2 separate regions of the Homo sapiens genome follow, and region 2 is linked to region 1. A link is a loop called in an ENCODE intact Hi-C map of the cell type or tissue named here. Cell type or tissue: prostate gland. All regions are shown on one strand.

What was found. Peaks named below come from ENCODE experiments on the same cell type or tissue, not always from the same donor. Only the 100,000 strongest peaks of a DNase experiment are listed, where the experiment ranks them.
Region 2: it touches region 1 in a loop (2.2-fold over the local background); 6 of 110 quality-filtered maps call a loop at or near these places.

What each region holds. Positions count from the first base shown.
Region 1 is chr12:2,052,867-2,060,866 of GRCh38, reverse strand. It overlaps CACNA1C (calcium voltage-gated channel subunit alpha1 C), which reads right to left and starts at 7,880. Exons shown (of 47, transcript NM_000719.7): 1 at 7,256-7,880. The coding sequence starts at 7,304. In prostate gland, CTCF peaks have their summits at 3,468 (motif pointing left) and 7,809; DNase peaks (open chromatin) are centred at 3,446, 6,366 and 7,826; H3K4me3 peaks cover 2,024 bases; H3K27ac peaks cover 2,991 bases.
Region 2 is chr12:2,381,163-2,389,162 of GRCh38, reverse strand. The region is part of intron 3 of CACNA1C (calcium voltage-gated channel subunit alpha1 C); the gene reads right to left. Among named protein-coding and RNA genes, the nearest start is that of CACNA1C-IT3, 120 kb to the right of the region's middle. RefSeq lists an enhancer at 1,787-1,896. In prostate gland, no CTCF peak of the experiment used is centred here; no DNase peak of the experiment used is centred here; H3K27ac peaks cover 1,477 bases.

The DNA.
Region 1 (8,000 bases):
AATATGGAGAAGAACATTCATTCACTGTCTAGATTTTGGCTTGGTTCTCTAAAGGACAGGAGACAAGATTATTTTATTTTCCTTTTAGCTAGGTTCAAGTGGGCAACACCAAGTGTAGCCGAGTGTATTAAAAGAAACCCCTGTTGGCAAATTGGCAGCTTGAATATTTCATGAAATTATCACAACACTATGTTCTGAAATGATGGCTTCCTCCAGGGAACTCAAAAGCCACATCTCTAAGCATGAGCCTGGCTCATGCCTCCGTCTTCAAGCTAGACCGAGTCAGCCTCAGAGGCCTTCCAGTTTCTCAGAGATGACTTGAAAGAGTATGAAACAAGTCAGCCAATGAACACTTCAAGGAAGATGGGAATGTCAGAGGCAGGTCCTAGTGATTCTCTTCCATGGGCTGAGTCTACCACCACTGCTGGGAATGTCTCCTGGGAGTAGGCCGGGGGTCCTAGGAGACCAACCCTGACATGGGAGCAGAAAGACGCCCTTGGTCGCCCAGCTCAGGTGGAGTCTGTGGCAGCCTGTCTCACAGTCTCTACCCTGGGGCTGATCTGTGTGTCTATACCCCAGCTACTGGTAATGCCAGCTGGTCCATGAAGAATCCCAGCAGCTCACCAGGGAAGTCCCACAGCACAGCCCGGCTTCCCATCCCCATCCCACTCTCGCAAAGGGGCTGAAACAAGCCTAGATTGGGGCCGAGAGGAAGTGAGCAAATAAAAAAGGCTTAGAGGCAGATCTGTTTGCAGACAAAATCGTGATCTGAATTTTGCAGGAGTTTCTTGTGGACATGTATGAACTTCTACTCTGTAGCCTAAGAAAGTGTTTTTAAACCTTTCCAATGATAGATTTCCCCCACCCCACCCTTCCAACTCCATTCCTAAATCTAACATCGCAGAAATTATTTTAAGGCAGTACAAAGGTGGAGGCAGGGGGAGGAAGAATAGAGAGGTTGAAAGATCTACCAAGCAAAATTTAGCCAGAAGCACTAACAATGCTCTCTCAGGGGGCCAGCACCAAGTGTGGTACAGGCAGGAGGATGAAGAGACTGAAGACCTTGTATTTAGTTACATCCCTGCCTCCATGAACCTTTAGGGGCCTCTGTTTTCTCAACTGGAAATGAGGATTGTCTCTAAGGTTCCTTTACCCATAAAATGTCCTGATCCTAGAAAGTAAATTCCCAAAGAGACATTACATTTATTCTATGTTTGACAAACCCTTTAACGAACCAGAGCCTAGCCCCTTGCCCCCTATACACACAGGGTATAGCACAAGAAGCCCATTTTAAAGTGAAGGTGTTTTGCAGAGAACTGTTCTGTGGGGTTTTGGGGAGGGGAGGGGCTGAGAGGTTTGGGTTTCTTGCCAGTTAACCCCCGCTTTCCTCACCCTCTGCTTCAGCCAGATGAACCCTTCCTCTAGTTCCCTCGGCTTCCAGGGAAGGAAGGGTCTATTTTCAACCTCGGTCCGACTCCTGAGCTCCAGGCCCAAACTTCTCTCCTACAGTCCCTACAATCCCAACTTAAATTCAGTTCAGCTCCACAAGGAGTAACTGACTACCCTGATGACCTTGTTCCCCAAACCCTCCCAGACACCCTAGGGAGTTGGGGCTCCTCTGGCTTCCCCTCACCTTCTGCATCTCAGCTCTCGGAGGCTCCAGCCATCTCACAGCTCTGCTTTTCTGTGGGGTCATCCTGGGCTCCCCATCTCCCAGCTGGGGTCCTGCCCACACGGTACACACAGCTAGCACTGAAGCAAGGTTCTCCAGGGACCTGCGCGGGTCCTGCCTGAATTCGGCAGGGGAAAGGGGGCAGTAGAGAATGCATCCACTTCCCTTCCTGCCATGATAAACAGCTGCCTCCAGGGGTGCCTCAACTATAGAAACCAAGAGGGTCTGTCTACCTGCTCCAGGCCCGTGTCTACACAGGCTCAGGAAAGCCTGGTCTTGAGCAAATAAGCACCCCATCTAGGAATTAAAACACAGAGAAGAGCTCTTCTGGAGTGCCCAGGTTTCAGTTCAAATGATGGCATTCATTATTTCAGCCTTCCATTTTGCTTTTTCTGCAGTGGGTTCAGTTTAAGTCTACACACCCGGCTTCGAAATGACACCGAAAAACATTCCATTCCATTTTCCCCGAGGGATCCTGTCACTTTTACTTGTTTTACGTGGTATCTAACCTTGAGGTACATGTAAACAGGTGTTTACTAAATTATTTTAATAATGACAGCCATGGCTCAGAGTGTTATTTCATTATCAGAATGTTTAGCACTTCTGTCCCTAAATATTTGGCACCTGATATGTTGCAAAACAATTCCCCATGCCTTTTTTTTTAAAACCAATCTTCTGTTCTCCTCCACAGTGCCCAACATTAACCTAGGCAACTGTGAGGATGGAATCTAGAAACAGATGAAATCAGTGTGATTATTTTGTTAATTAGGCTTGTTGTTAAGTCTCCAGGTGTTTCGCAAACAGTCTATCAGCTTTCTGTAGTCCATATTGGAAAATAAAATTGTCTGCTAAATCTGAATGCTCAGCACTGATTTCAGGGTCCCAGCAAGGAAGAGGTGAGATGACGCCGGCTGACCTGTACCTCCTACAGAACAAACAGCTGCTGTATCAGGCGGGAGGAATTACTGTAAAAGGAAGAAAGTGCTGCCAGCCACTCACCCCTTCTTAGCACAGTGCCAAGGGCTTCTCAGACCTCATGGAACTTGCCACACAACTAAGAAAACCGAGTGAAGAAAGGAATAGAAAAGAAAATGCCAGGCGCTGGAAAACATCACTGGAAATTAGAACAAATCTCAGTTACTTCCTAACCTGGGTCTCCTGAGCTTTTCTGCCATTACCCAGCAGGAGATCCAGGCAGACTCATAAACGGAAATCAACTGTGAAGTGCACCCAGTTGTTTTTGTGTTCTTTTCCCTATTAAAGTTAGGAAAATGTCCTCCTGCCTTTGGCTGGCAAGCTCTGTGACTGCACAGGTCTGGGTTCCCAGATCCCATGCTTCAGGTCACCCCATGCTCCACTGGGCTTGGGCACCACCGGGCCCTCTGGTTACTAAACCATCAGTGAAAAATCAGGGAGAAAATTAACATCTGGCCATACCAAGTTCAGCGATTCACCCAAAAGGCTTCCTCCAGGCTCGGCGGGATGCTGTCTGTGCTGGAAGGGAACAGACGTCTGTGGGAAGAGCCTGCGACGGACTGGGTGGGCTCCAAAGGAGTTCTCATTACAACAGGGTGGAGAGGTCACTGTGGGACCTGGGTCCCTCAGTGATGCCGCGAGGGCCTCCAGTGTGTGCGGCGGCACGGAGACACACTGGTCTTTTGGGTTACCTGTGCCGGGGCAGGTGTGGGCCTGATGGAAGCAGCACAGCCCCAACAGGTCACAAGCTCTAAACTCCCCCTACACCTTTCATCACCAGGCGGACCCTGAAGCCCCTTTCCTGACTCCTAAGCCCTGTGGCGCCACCTACTGGAAGAGGCAGAAGCCACATCTACTGCAGGTCTGGCCAGGTCGCATTCATTCATTCACGCAGACATTTATTTGTTCAGCCTTGCATCGAGGCCCTGGACTGAGCAGCGGCCTGTACTAGGAAGCAGGGATCCCAAGATGAGCAGGGCCTCGAAATCTCCAGTCAGTATGCTCCTTGGATCCCTTTGATAGGTCTTACAGAAGAACCCAACTCAAGCAGTTTTATTTGAAGAACAAATTGAAGAGACCTAGGTCATTGCCAAGACTGAGAGATGGTCCCACGGGGCTAACGGCTCATCATTTCATTTACAAAGCACTGTGCCTGCAGCATCTACCTGTAAGAACAAGTCTCCCTTTACTATGAAGAAGAAATCTTTAAACAGTCTTAGGAGACTGCATTATCAATACTTCTCTCTCAACACCCCAGGTCCCTGAAGGGCATTAGCCTCTCGTGTGATCTATTTAAAATAGCTTTTCCTTATTCCATGTGTGTATGTATACACACACACACTTAAATACTGTTAGTGTGTATTCTATGGAAATAATGAAAAATTGACTCTTTTTAATATATTGTCATATTCTAAAACACTAAAAAGTGCCTGACCAATAGTAGGAATAATATGATGAACTCCAATAGCCCCTTTCCTCCAGTTTTCTCCATGCAGGATCAAGAAAAAGCAAAGCTATTGCCACAGCTTTCTTTAACCTGCTCAAGCTGATGTGCGAGCAATGTTGTTCTCTGACCATTTGTAAAGAAAGTTAACTGTGATCATTATTATTATTACCTTATTACAGTGATTCTTATTCTGCTGAATCGCTAAGTAGTTAAAAGAAAAGCACAGTGTGTCTTGCACTCCCCAAACACATGTTTCTCCCCTCTGCCTTGTCTCTAGCAGATAAGGGACATTCTGGTGTTTTATTTGTTCAATGGTTGACTATTAAGACACTCATTTGCTAGCTGGAGCCTGCAATAGAAAATCGGCCCAGAAAAGTGGGAGGCTGGCACAGGCCCAGAGCAGACAGGGCACCAGAGGCGAGGCAAGGCTTGAGTGTGCCACCCCAGCCTGAAACCCAGGGTCAGAAGCTGGTCCTTCAATGAACTTCCAGGCTGTTCCCAGGCACTGACCTCCAGTCTCCAGTTCGACCCTCAACACACACACACACACACACACACACACACACACACACACACTCACACACACTCACACATGCACACACTCCACGGAAAAGGTGAGGGAGCAAGGACTGGTGCATTCCACATCTCAGAGCATGTCGGGAAGAGAGGAATGCACAGCCCCCGCCACTGACAACTTTTTTGGTTCTCGACTCTTTGTTTCGTCACCATTACTGATCTTCTGAGGCAGTCCTAGACTCCTCTTCTGTCTCCTGAAACTCTAACCCCTATGATGGCTCACCCGCCCCCTTTAGTGATTAGCCACAGCAACCTCTTCCTTGTCAATATTCATTCTGTTCTAGGTCTGCCCTTCCCACCTCCACCACCCTCCTCCCCTCTCCTACCCCAACAACCTCGGCAATGCCAACCAACTAAAGAAGAGAAGATGGAGAGTAGAGGGGAGACAGGGATCTTGGTGCTCTTCCACCTGGGAACCGCATCTAGAAATGGAGGCAAAACTGCTCCCATGAATTATATAATCACTGCAGCTTCAAGGGAGAGAACTGGAATTCAGGTTGCCATAGCGTTTGCTGGCATGTTGCTGGAAAGGTAGAGCTCTCAGCCGCTGGCTCCCTTGCTCCCTTCCCCTCTACCTTTCTCAGGAACCTCTCTGGGGTTGGCACTCCTACTTTTAATGTCTGCTCCCAGCATACAGCAGGGAGATGCTGAGAGGCAAAGGGGCCAAAGAAAACAACCAGAGTAAGGAAATGGGTTCAGAAGGGGTTTATCCTGCACTAAGAGGAGACCTTGTAAACTAGTTAAGATTATCATCCTGTGAATAAGGTGAATAATCACTATTATTACCACAGTACATTGCCATTGACAGTGATACTTAGGGCAATACTACAGAGCTCTCCTCTTCAATGCTGCTTAGACTGAGGAGGTGGGTAAAGCACGCAGTCTCAGAACCTGGAGGGGAGTCATCTTGCATCCCCACTCTTCACAAATACCACCCTCTTTTGTGTCTCACTCCTTCCCTCCTAAACCATTCACTAGCCCATCAGCTACAGAAGGGAGAGGGGATCAGGTGAGGGATGGGGTCAACAGTAGAGAAATCCAAACATGGATACTGCCCTTGTGACCCCAAAGCTCTGGCTCACCCTAGAACCCATGACCCTTGACAAGATTCTTTCTTCCAAAGGAGGCCACAATCCCCAAGCTGCCACCCATGCTGGAAAGCAGAGAAGACTGGCCCCAAAATCGGTTTCAGGATAGATGGAGACCAGGCAGGCTGGATGGCAGCTTCTGGCTCTAAAGAGTGAAGGCCCTGTCCCCAAAAGGTGGAGCTGGGAGCAAACAGAGGGAAAAAGCTGGACAAAAAGACCTGGAGACAACTCCTTCCACCAGGCTGGTCTTCAGAGGATCACTGGGAAGAACCCAGGGAAGGAACAGAGACCAGCAGTGACAGATAGGCTTTCAGGGGAAGAGAAGAGGAAGAGTGCAAACAGGGAGGCTCTGGGAACTGGGAGAGAAAAGGGAGAGACTACACCCAAAGAGACAGAGCAGTGGCGAGAAGAAAGAGATGTCATGCCTGGAGGTTGCCAGAAAGCCCCGCTGGACCACCCTGTCTGCACCCCCCGTCCCCAAAACCTTAAATGCTAAGCAACGTCCAAGAAAACAACTTGTTAATATGGGGGGAGAGCGGTGAGGGAGAAAGTTTCCAGGAAGTAGGGAGTTACCTGACTGCCTTTCACCATCACAGGGGGAGCTGGTGACACTCGCGGCCAAGGATGGAGATGCTCGGAAAACACTGGGCAATAGTATGGAGCCGCGTGAGCCAGGCACACCCTTTCATGATCTCCTTCAAACACGAAACAGCAAAGCCCACACACCGCCCGGCTCCTCGCCGCTTCCATCCTCAGGTGCTAGCCCACATGTGGGTGCGAATGAGAACACACGCGGCGTGGGCGCGCTCGGGGTCAACAGCAGTGGAGAGGTGGGTGGGTGTAGGTGAGCGGCGGAGGAGGGAGGGAGAGAGGAAGAAGGGGACCTACAGAGGGGGAACCAGAGGGGCGCGCTGGGCTTCACATCTGCACCGCCGCCCCCACCCGCCACCTGGAGCGCGCCGCCCAGGGCAGGGGCGCCTGGACGAGAGTGGACGCCGGGCAGCGCGAGGGCGCCCCAGGGGCGGCCGTGGGCGCCGGGCTCTGCCGGCGCAGGGTGCGCGCGCGCGCGCTCCCAGCCGCGCCCCGAGCCGGGCGAGGGACCCCGGGCCTCTGGGCTCCGCGGCGCCGGCGCCCTCTGCCCCCCGCGCGGCTGGCCAGGCAGCCGGGCTCTCCAGGCGGACGCGAGAAAGCGAGGCGGCGGCAGCCACTTGGGGAACTTTTCCCCCCTCGCCTGGAATTTCACAGGAAACACATGCTCTGGAGAAGCTGGGGCCCGGAGGGGGAGGGGCGGGAATTTTCCGCTCCGTCTCGCGCGGCGGTTCGGGCCCCGGTCCCGCCGGGCTCCCGGGCGCTCCGACGAGGCGGAGGCGCCCCTCGCGGACGCGGCCCCGGGCCACTCCGCAGGGACCGGCCCCGGGGCCGCGGGGAGCGCGGGTAGGGCAGGAACCCGGTGGAAAAGGCAGGGAGCCCCGGCGAGGCGGCGGGGTCCAGCCTTACCTTGGTGGTTTTCCTCTGGAATGTACATCCTCGTATTCTCATTGACCATGGACCAAAAATGGTTTTAATAGGAGGAGCAGCCACGAAGAGGAAGAAATGTGAAAACACCCCCCGGCGGGTCTGGATTAATCCCTCCTCCGAGGCCGGCGGCTTTCGCGCAAGATTCGAGGAAGCCGTGGTCTGCAGCGTTTCTTCTTCCCCGCCGACGATTACCTGATTCCCATTATGGCATCAAACCCCAAAAACTGCTCCTTTCCACTACTGCCTCCTCGAGTGAAACTGTAACGCATCCTCAGTACATCCGGGCCCCTTCCAAGAACTGAGCACCGCACCTCCGGCGGCTACACCATTTGAAAAAATAAATCGGGAGAGGCAGGGCGAGAAGAGGCGGAGAGGAGGGGCGGGGGGCGCGCGGGGCCCGCCTGGGCCGGCAGGGGCCGAGGCGCCTCTGCCCACTCCCAGCGAGTCCTCCTGAGGCCCCTGCCCGGCTCTCTGCTGTCAAAGGGAGCCGGCAACTCCTGGGCGCGGAGGCAGGAAGAGCCGCCGCCGCCGCTCCGGGCCCGCCGCGCCGCGCCGAGCGCCGCTCTGGCAGGAGCTGTTTCTGCAGAGGCAGCGAGAGGGAGACACCGGGCGCGCGAGAGCGCCGCGCTCACTCCCCCCGGCCCAGCCCCGCCGCGCCCGCGCCCGCCCCTGCCCGCGCCGCCCGCCCGCCCGCCCGGCGCGCCGGAGGCAGACGCGCTGAACG
Region 2 (8,000 bases), 330 kb before region 1:
ACCATCTTCCTTAGCTTCCATGACTCCACACTTTCCTGGTTTTCTCTCTACCTCTCTAGTCACTCATCTCATTGCTGCTACTAGCTCTGTCTACGCTGGTCATTGATTAAATGTGATGTCCTATTCTCCTCCTACCCTAGTCATTCTTCCTAGACAATGAATGACCCTTGCTCCTATAGTTTCAGTTATCATACACTGATGACCCCAATCTACATTTCTCTCCCACATCTCTCCTCAAATTTCCAGAACTGAATTTCTAAGTGACTCCTAGACAACTGCACTCGGATATGTCATAGACACTGCCAACTCCACAAACCCAACATGGACCATGAACTGATCAACTGCACTTGGATGTGCCACAGACACTGCCAACTCCACAAGCCCAAAGATGAACCATGAACTGGTCAACTGCACTTGGATATGTCATAGGCACTGTCAACTCCACAAACCCAAAGATGAACCACGAACTGATCAACTGCACTTAGACATGTCACAGACACTGCCAACTCCACAAACCCAACATGGACCATGAACTGATCAACTACACTTGGATACGTCATAGGCACTGCAAACTCCACAAACCCAACATGAACCATGAACTGATCAGCTCTCCCTACCTCTCTCAGATTCTTCATACTTCCCTCACCTCCATCATCAAATCCAGTCATGATGTTCCATGATTCTGCTCTTATTTTTCCCCAGCTTTATTAAGGTATAATTGACAAATAACAACTGCATATTATTGAGATGTAAGATTGACATTGGTATACACTATGAAGTGCTTACCACAACCAAGGTGATCAACTAATCCATCACCTCATAGTCACCATAGTCTTACATGTGCCCACCACACATAGCAAATTGTGTGTGTATGTGGTGGGAACACATAAGACCTACTTCCTGAGCAAATTTCAAGTGTATATTTTTATTAATTATAGTTACCATGCTGCACATTTGTTTTCTAGAACTTACTCATTTTACAACAGAAACTCTGTATACTTTGACCCAAATCCATTTTCCCCAGCCCCCCAGCCCCTGGCAACTACCTTTCTACTCTCTGCTTCTATGAGTTTCATTTCTTTAGATTCCACATATAAGTGAGACATGATTCTGCTTCTGAAACCCCTCCCTTCTATCCATTGCAGCAGCCTCTTCCCTACTCAAGGCTTGGTCTCCTGCTCTCTAGTTTCATCTCTCCTGGGCCACTGATCTGGGCAAGTTCTCTTAGTACAGATCTGGTAAGGGGGCTCCCTGGTTTTATGCCTCAGTGGGGTTTCACTGCTCCTAGGATAGAATCCAGACTCCTGAAAATGGCTTCCAAAGCCCCTCCTGCCCTCGCCCCTCTGCTGTCACTCCTCACAGGCTTTGTGGCAACTTCTTTCTGTTCCTTGCAGCTGCTGAGCTCTCTCTGGCCCTGGAGCCCTTTCACAGGATCTTCCAGTTGCAGGGAACAGCTTTCCACCTTCCTCTTTGCCTCAGGTGTCAGCCCTTGGCTCCACCTACTCTGGGGAGCCTTCATGAAACCCCACAGACTAGGAGCTAACCCTGGATGGAACCTAGCATTTTCTATGCTATAGCTCTTAGTTCATTATTAGTCATTGCTTTCTTTCTTTCTTTCTTTCTTTCGCTCTTAGTTCACTTATTAGTCATTGCTTTCTTTCTTTCTTTCTTTCTTTTTGAGATGGAGTCTTGATCTGTCGCCCAGGCTGGAGTGCCGTGGTGCAATCTCGGCTCACTGCAACCCCTGCCTCCCGGTTTCAAGCGATTCTCCTGTGTCAGCCTCCTGGATGGCTGGGATTACAGGCGCCTGCCACCACGCCTGACTAATTTTTGTATTTTCAGTAGAGCCGAGATTTCAGCAAGTTGGCCAGGCTGGTCTCGAACTCCTGACCTCAAATGATGCACCCACCTTGGCCTCCTAAAGTGCTGAGATTACAGGCATGAGCCACTGCACCCGGCCAGTCATTGCTTCTTTAATCATCTGAGTCACCTCCTAACTGAAAGTGCTCTGAAGAAAGTGCCCTCCCCTGCCTTGCACACCACTGCATCTCTAGGCCTGGAATAATGTTGGCATGTTATTGAATGAATAATGAATGGACAGAATTCTAAACCTGGAATAACTAAAGTCAGTTTAAAAAGTCTTATTGTTAAAAGAGCTGTGAGAACCATCTTCACACCACGTCTAGCAGCAGCAAGCTCAGAATGTGGTCCATCACAGGAATGGCAGTAATTTACTCTTCCTGCCTTTAGAAAGGCTGGGTCAGGTGGAGGACTGGGGTGGCAAGAAGGCTGCCCCAGGAGTCAGGAAACCTGGTTTAGCTCATTTATCCATCCAGTAAACACGGACTGAGCATCTACTATGCTGGTGCTGCACTCCCTGCTGGGATGCAGAGAAACAGGGCACGCCCTTGCCCTCGGGTGCTTAGTGTCTAATGGGGGTGGAGATAGAGACACATAATCAGAAAGCACCATAAAATTCTAAAAGCCCTTTAATGAGAAGACATACAGGTCACAGAGGCAGAGTGGTGAACCTGTGTGGGGAGGAGGTATAGGAAGAGCTCACACAGGACAAAGTACTGAGCTGAGTTTTGGAAGATGAACAGGTGCTTGCCAGGCAGACAAGGAAGTGACAGGCATTCCAGGCAGAAGAATCAGTGTGTCTAGGAGTAAAAACACAGAATGAGAAATAACATGGCACTCGTGTTTGGGCCACTGCAGTTGGTTGTGTGTGGCAGGACTGAAGAAAGTTGGGGGGAAGAGGAGAGTTTTTCTAAGAGATGAGGCTTGCTCAAGAGGCAGAAAGAGTCAGATCCTGGCTGGTGCTTCTCAACTCTGCTGCTCATCAGAATCAACCGGAGGAGCTTTAAAAAAATCATGTAAATACCTGAGCCGCAGCCAGTGATATCAGTGTTTAATGACTTGTTGGGGGGCAGGGGCTGATTTGTAGCATTTGCCAATTTCTATGATGTAAATACTCATGCCATGGTCAATTTCAAGCTACCAATGGGATGTCACTGACTGCAGAGTTGGGAGGAGATGTGTAGTAGCACACCATTATATAGTATTTCCACCCAGCAGATACAATCAATAGAAATTACCTCGAAAGGTAGTAAAGGCATCAGGCAAACCTGACTTTTGAGTATGTATTACCTTTGTTTTTAACATAATGTACTTACTTACAAGTTTGTATAATTTTTAATAATGGTCATTTAACAACCCACTCATAAGATTCCTGGAAGCGATGGCCTCTCCTGAGTCGCTGGGGCTGGTTCCAGCTGTAGGACACCACTGGCCCCACCCAGGCCCACTCTATGGAGTCACTACGGGTGAGACCCAGGCACGGGTAATTTTAAAAAGATCCCAGGTGATTCTAATATACACCCAGGGGTGAAAACCACCTATTTGTAGCCCATGTTAAGGAGTTTATAGTTATCCTAGGGGCCACTGAGGCCATTGCAGGATTTCAAGACTTTTAAACAGAAGCAATTTTACCAGGTTTGCTTCTTAGATGGGTGAGGCAGCCACAGAGTGACAGGTGAACTAAGAATGGAGGGAGGCAGGGGGACCCGTCAAGAGACTGTTGCAAATTTCCAGGCAAAAGCTGCCAGGGGCCTACCTAAGGCTACAGAGGGAGGGAGGTCATGGAGAGACAGCAGCGGGTCCTAGCTGCCCTTGGGTGTAGGGGTGCTAAGTGGATAAGGTGAGGGGGATACAGGAACAATTTTAGTTGCTGGTGGAGACTGAGAAAGTTGAGGAAGTTGTTTTCTGATCACCTCATTTTTTTTTTTTCCTATCAGAACTAGGTGATGAGGTTCCGTTGCCGGGAGAGGGAGGCAGGCATCAGAAAAGCCTCTGGCCCGGCCGTGCAGTACCTGGCTGTGTGCATCTGAGGGGGCCGGTCTTCCTGTCTATAAAGCCAGGGAGCTCAAGCAGATCCCTCTGAAGTCTCTTCCAGCATGGAGACTCTGATTCCATCACACTGGCATTTGCTCATGTTTTCACTTTCTTAACTTCCCCGGTGACTCAAATTACAACTTGTTATGGGTATAAAGCCTCATTTTCTCTGGGAATCTGGACTACGTCTTTGTAAGTCTTCAGCTCGGGGCAGGCAGTTTCAATCCTTGGGGAGCGAGCACTATGCTTACTTCGCTCTCATCTCCCTCCTTTCACGGTCAGTTGGCTCCCCTCCCTGAGGCTGACCACTCCCAGCCCCTTTCCAGATGGCGTCTAATAAAGCCGAATGGGACAGAGACGTACCTTCTGGATAACTACGCATGCAGTAAATTCTAGCAGACCAAAAAGTAAAAAGATTTGCTAAGCCAAGGAGTGGGCTTTGCTCAAATTGCAAAGGAATTTCTCCAAAGGCCTCTTGCAATGCCTTGCTATGGAGTTCATCTGTCCCTGCAGTGCCTCTACTGGTACTATACTATGCCACGGTGAGGACCAAGACTGCAAGAGGCTGGAGACCCAGGTTGCAGGTTGCCCATGTGGCTTACTCTCCCTCCACCTCCCTTCCCTTTCACTGTTGCTGCTCAGAGAAGGAAAAGTGCAGGGTTGTCTACCAGGAAAAGAAAAATAGGGCATGTACACAAACGGAGAAAGGGAGGCTGGGGTTGAAAAAGAGTCATGAACTGGAGAGACTGACCATGGGCTTTTGTTAGAAAGAAAAAAAGGAGACAACAACAGGGTGCCAGGAGACCTCTAATTGTGCTCATTCTTGCTAGAGTCCTTCATGGACTCTAGGCTCAGTTCCGAATCCACGACCAAAGTAGATGAACTTGGAGTAAGATCCAACAACATAAGGTGATTAGGGTCAGAAAGAACAACTTGCACAGAAAGGGTGAAAGACGCACAATGTGTAACCTGGAGGAAAGACAGTAGAAACAAGATGTAACAAACATCTTCGAGAATATGAAGAACTCTTACACAAAGACAGTACAGTAACCCGCGATTCTCCGCCAAGGAGCATGCAGATGAGTCACCTGCGAGAAAACTTGAGTGCAACAGTGTTTCTGGTGGCACTGCTGCTAACCTGGGTGGTGTGTGATCCACAGAAGGAAGGCAGCTTGTCTGGAGGGTTTTAAAAATCAGAGTGGTCCTTATCAGTTTGCTGAGGTTCAGATGAGGTTCTCCATGTAGGGGTGGCAAATGCATTCACAACCTCTCAAGTACCTTGCACCCGGAGGATCTGTGATTTCCCTGCTCATTAGCACCTTTGGCAGAAAGGGAAGCCAGGATGAAATGCTAATCAATTAGATTTCCTGCTCATTAACAGCTCTTCTGAAATGATTAAAGGAGGAAGTGAGAACCAACAGACAAATTCAGGACTGGGCCCTGGCCTCTTCTTCTGCCCTCTGGCCCATTCTGCAGGGCGTTGTCTTGCACTGGCTTCTCACTGGGGCAAAGGGTACTTCACTGTATTTTTGGTTCCTTCTATTTTGACGTGGTTTGAGTGTTCAGCTCTCCCCAGCAAGGCATGGGAAAAGGCTCTTTTCCTTGCCTTGGCTCTGAGACAAAATCCTTTCTTAGGATGATTATTATTGCTATTCACATTATCATTGCAGACGAGGCAGTGAAAATTCCCTACTTACTCTGCTGTCTCATTGGATCGCCTCCTCTGTCTGGGAATTCAGGCTTTCCATTTATAACTCCACTGGTTTATCGTAGGGTTGAAGCTGACCCCTCGCTCAACCGGACATGAAGACATCATTACTTAGAAACCAAGGACAAAGGGCACATTCCTGCCACCCAACGAACTACAGCTATGTTGCTGATCTCTTACCACCCAGGAGTGGTTACGATTATTCCAATGACAGTAAGACCAGGCAAAGGGGGAAATTCCAGGCCCCTAGGTTAAGCATCGCCACGAGACAACCCGCTTTAGTCTCCACTGCTCTTGTTTGCCTTTGCTCCCACCCACCCTTCTTTTCCTGAGCCTTCCAAATGCTACAGGTGCTGCTTGCATATGATCATAGTAATAGCTACACTCGTTTAGTGCTTACAAGCCAGGCACACCTACACAGCACAGCACCCCATTTTATGGAAGAGAAGGCTGATAAACCACTTGCCTGGATCACACAGTTCATTAATGATAGTGCTGGGACTTGAATCCAGGATTACAAACTAGTTCCAGCTGATCTAGAGTGCATTAGGGAACACTGCCTCTCTTACCTACAAGTGGCCTTGGTCCAGCCTGCTGAGCCCAGAGCTAAGCAGCTTCCCAGCTCTGATCCCAGTGACTAATACCAAGGCTTTCCCCATCCTGTGGGACTCTCAAGAACAGCTGAAAGGCGGTTGTGTCAATAAGCCCATCTCAAGATCTCGGATGAGCTCTATTCTAAGTCAGTCAGTTCCACATCGATGCAAGTTCCTTTCAAATACTCATGGGTTATTTTCTTATTTAATGAGGAGGTAAAGGGTGCCCAGGGCAAAATACATTCTGGGATTTGCCAGTTCAGGAACATTTGCTTATGGGATATATGACTGGTTTCGAATCTCAGCACACACAAGGTTGGCTCCTACATCTCTCCTTTCTGTCTCTCACAGCCTCGATGTTCACATAAGCTCAGAGCTCCCCCTATGATATGATTCAGACACAAGCAGCACAGGATTGAAATGTGAATTGCCAATTTAGAGAAGTCTGTAAGCTTCTTGTGCTGTGGCTGCCTTTGGTGGTTCTCATGATGGCTGTAGGTCCTTCTCAGAATAATGTTCTTAAATGGAAATAAAGGATTGCAAATAAAGCCAGTTATGTTGAAATATAGATATCAAAAATATTTAAAGACAATTTTGTAATACACAAATATGCATGCTTCTTTGATAATATGTTAAATAACAAAATCTAGTGGATTACCAGAATTTTGAAGTAGTATTGAAAGCAAACAATATTTTTGAGATATTTGCAACCATCTTAACGTGATAAGAAAATATCCATGGTTTCTAATGGTGGACAAAGTAACAGAAACTGCTAATGCTATTGTGGTGTGTTGTCTATACTTGCGAAGGAATACCGTGAGAAATTTCGGCTAGAAGCCTGTGATAATAAAGATCCAGTTATTCTCCAAGTTCATAAACCCTCTGGAATTCCATCTATAGACTTCATGAACCCCAGTTTAAGAAGGGAATGTTTGGGAAAACAAATGACACAGAGAGGGATGGGTCTGCCCCAGGCTGGAGGCAGCACTTGCTTTGAAGGAGGGCCCTCTGATTGTTGGGCTGTCCCTGGGATCCATCTGCAGAATCCTCCCAGATGTTCTGATTCTCAGAGTTGTTTCTATCTTCTCCCAGGATACCTCCAAGGACTGGGAGATTTTCTTAAGCATCCCCATAGTCAAAGTCATTATTATTAATTTGTTAGTAAAATTCCAAATGAGAAATGCTGCCGATTGCTCTGAGATCATTCTATCTGAGTGAAAGCTAGAGATGGTGAGATGATGAGAAGGTAGCCAGTCTGGGGAAACTGGGTTAGTTCTCTACGACAAGGAAACCACCAAGGCTGCCCAATAGTGGAAATGGTCTTCAGGGTTAGCCCCAGGATTGCTACAGTGTCCTGGGGTGGAGGGCCTTACATCGAGGAAAACCTGGAGGCAAGGAGCCAGGCTTCCCAGGGCTGTTGCAGATGAGGTGGGAACACCAGAACCACCATATCTGGGGAACTTTCCTGGAAGGCTACTTGGTCAATACTTTTAAAGCAGCTAATTTATAGGGCATTTCTGACCGAGTATCCATCATCTGTCTCTACAACCTGAATGCTGAGTTTGTCTGAGCTGACAACACACGTTAGGTTTGGAAGTTCTAAAATCATAATCGGGAAGAGGAAGATGGATCCTTGGGGAGCATCTCACTTGGTGGCCCTTAGCCTTTGGTTCAGGGACCTCTGAGAATCACAGGCAATGGCCTTTTAGCTCCTGACAAATGCCTGACACACATTCACATTTTATATATAATTTCAGGAACTTCAAGGACTCTTGGAAGCCTGATCTAACCTCCCTTCCTCCATT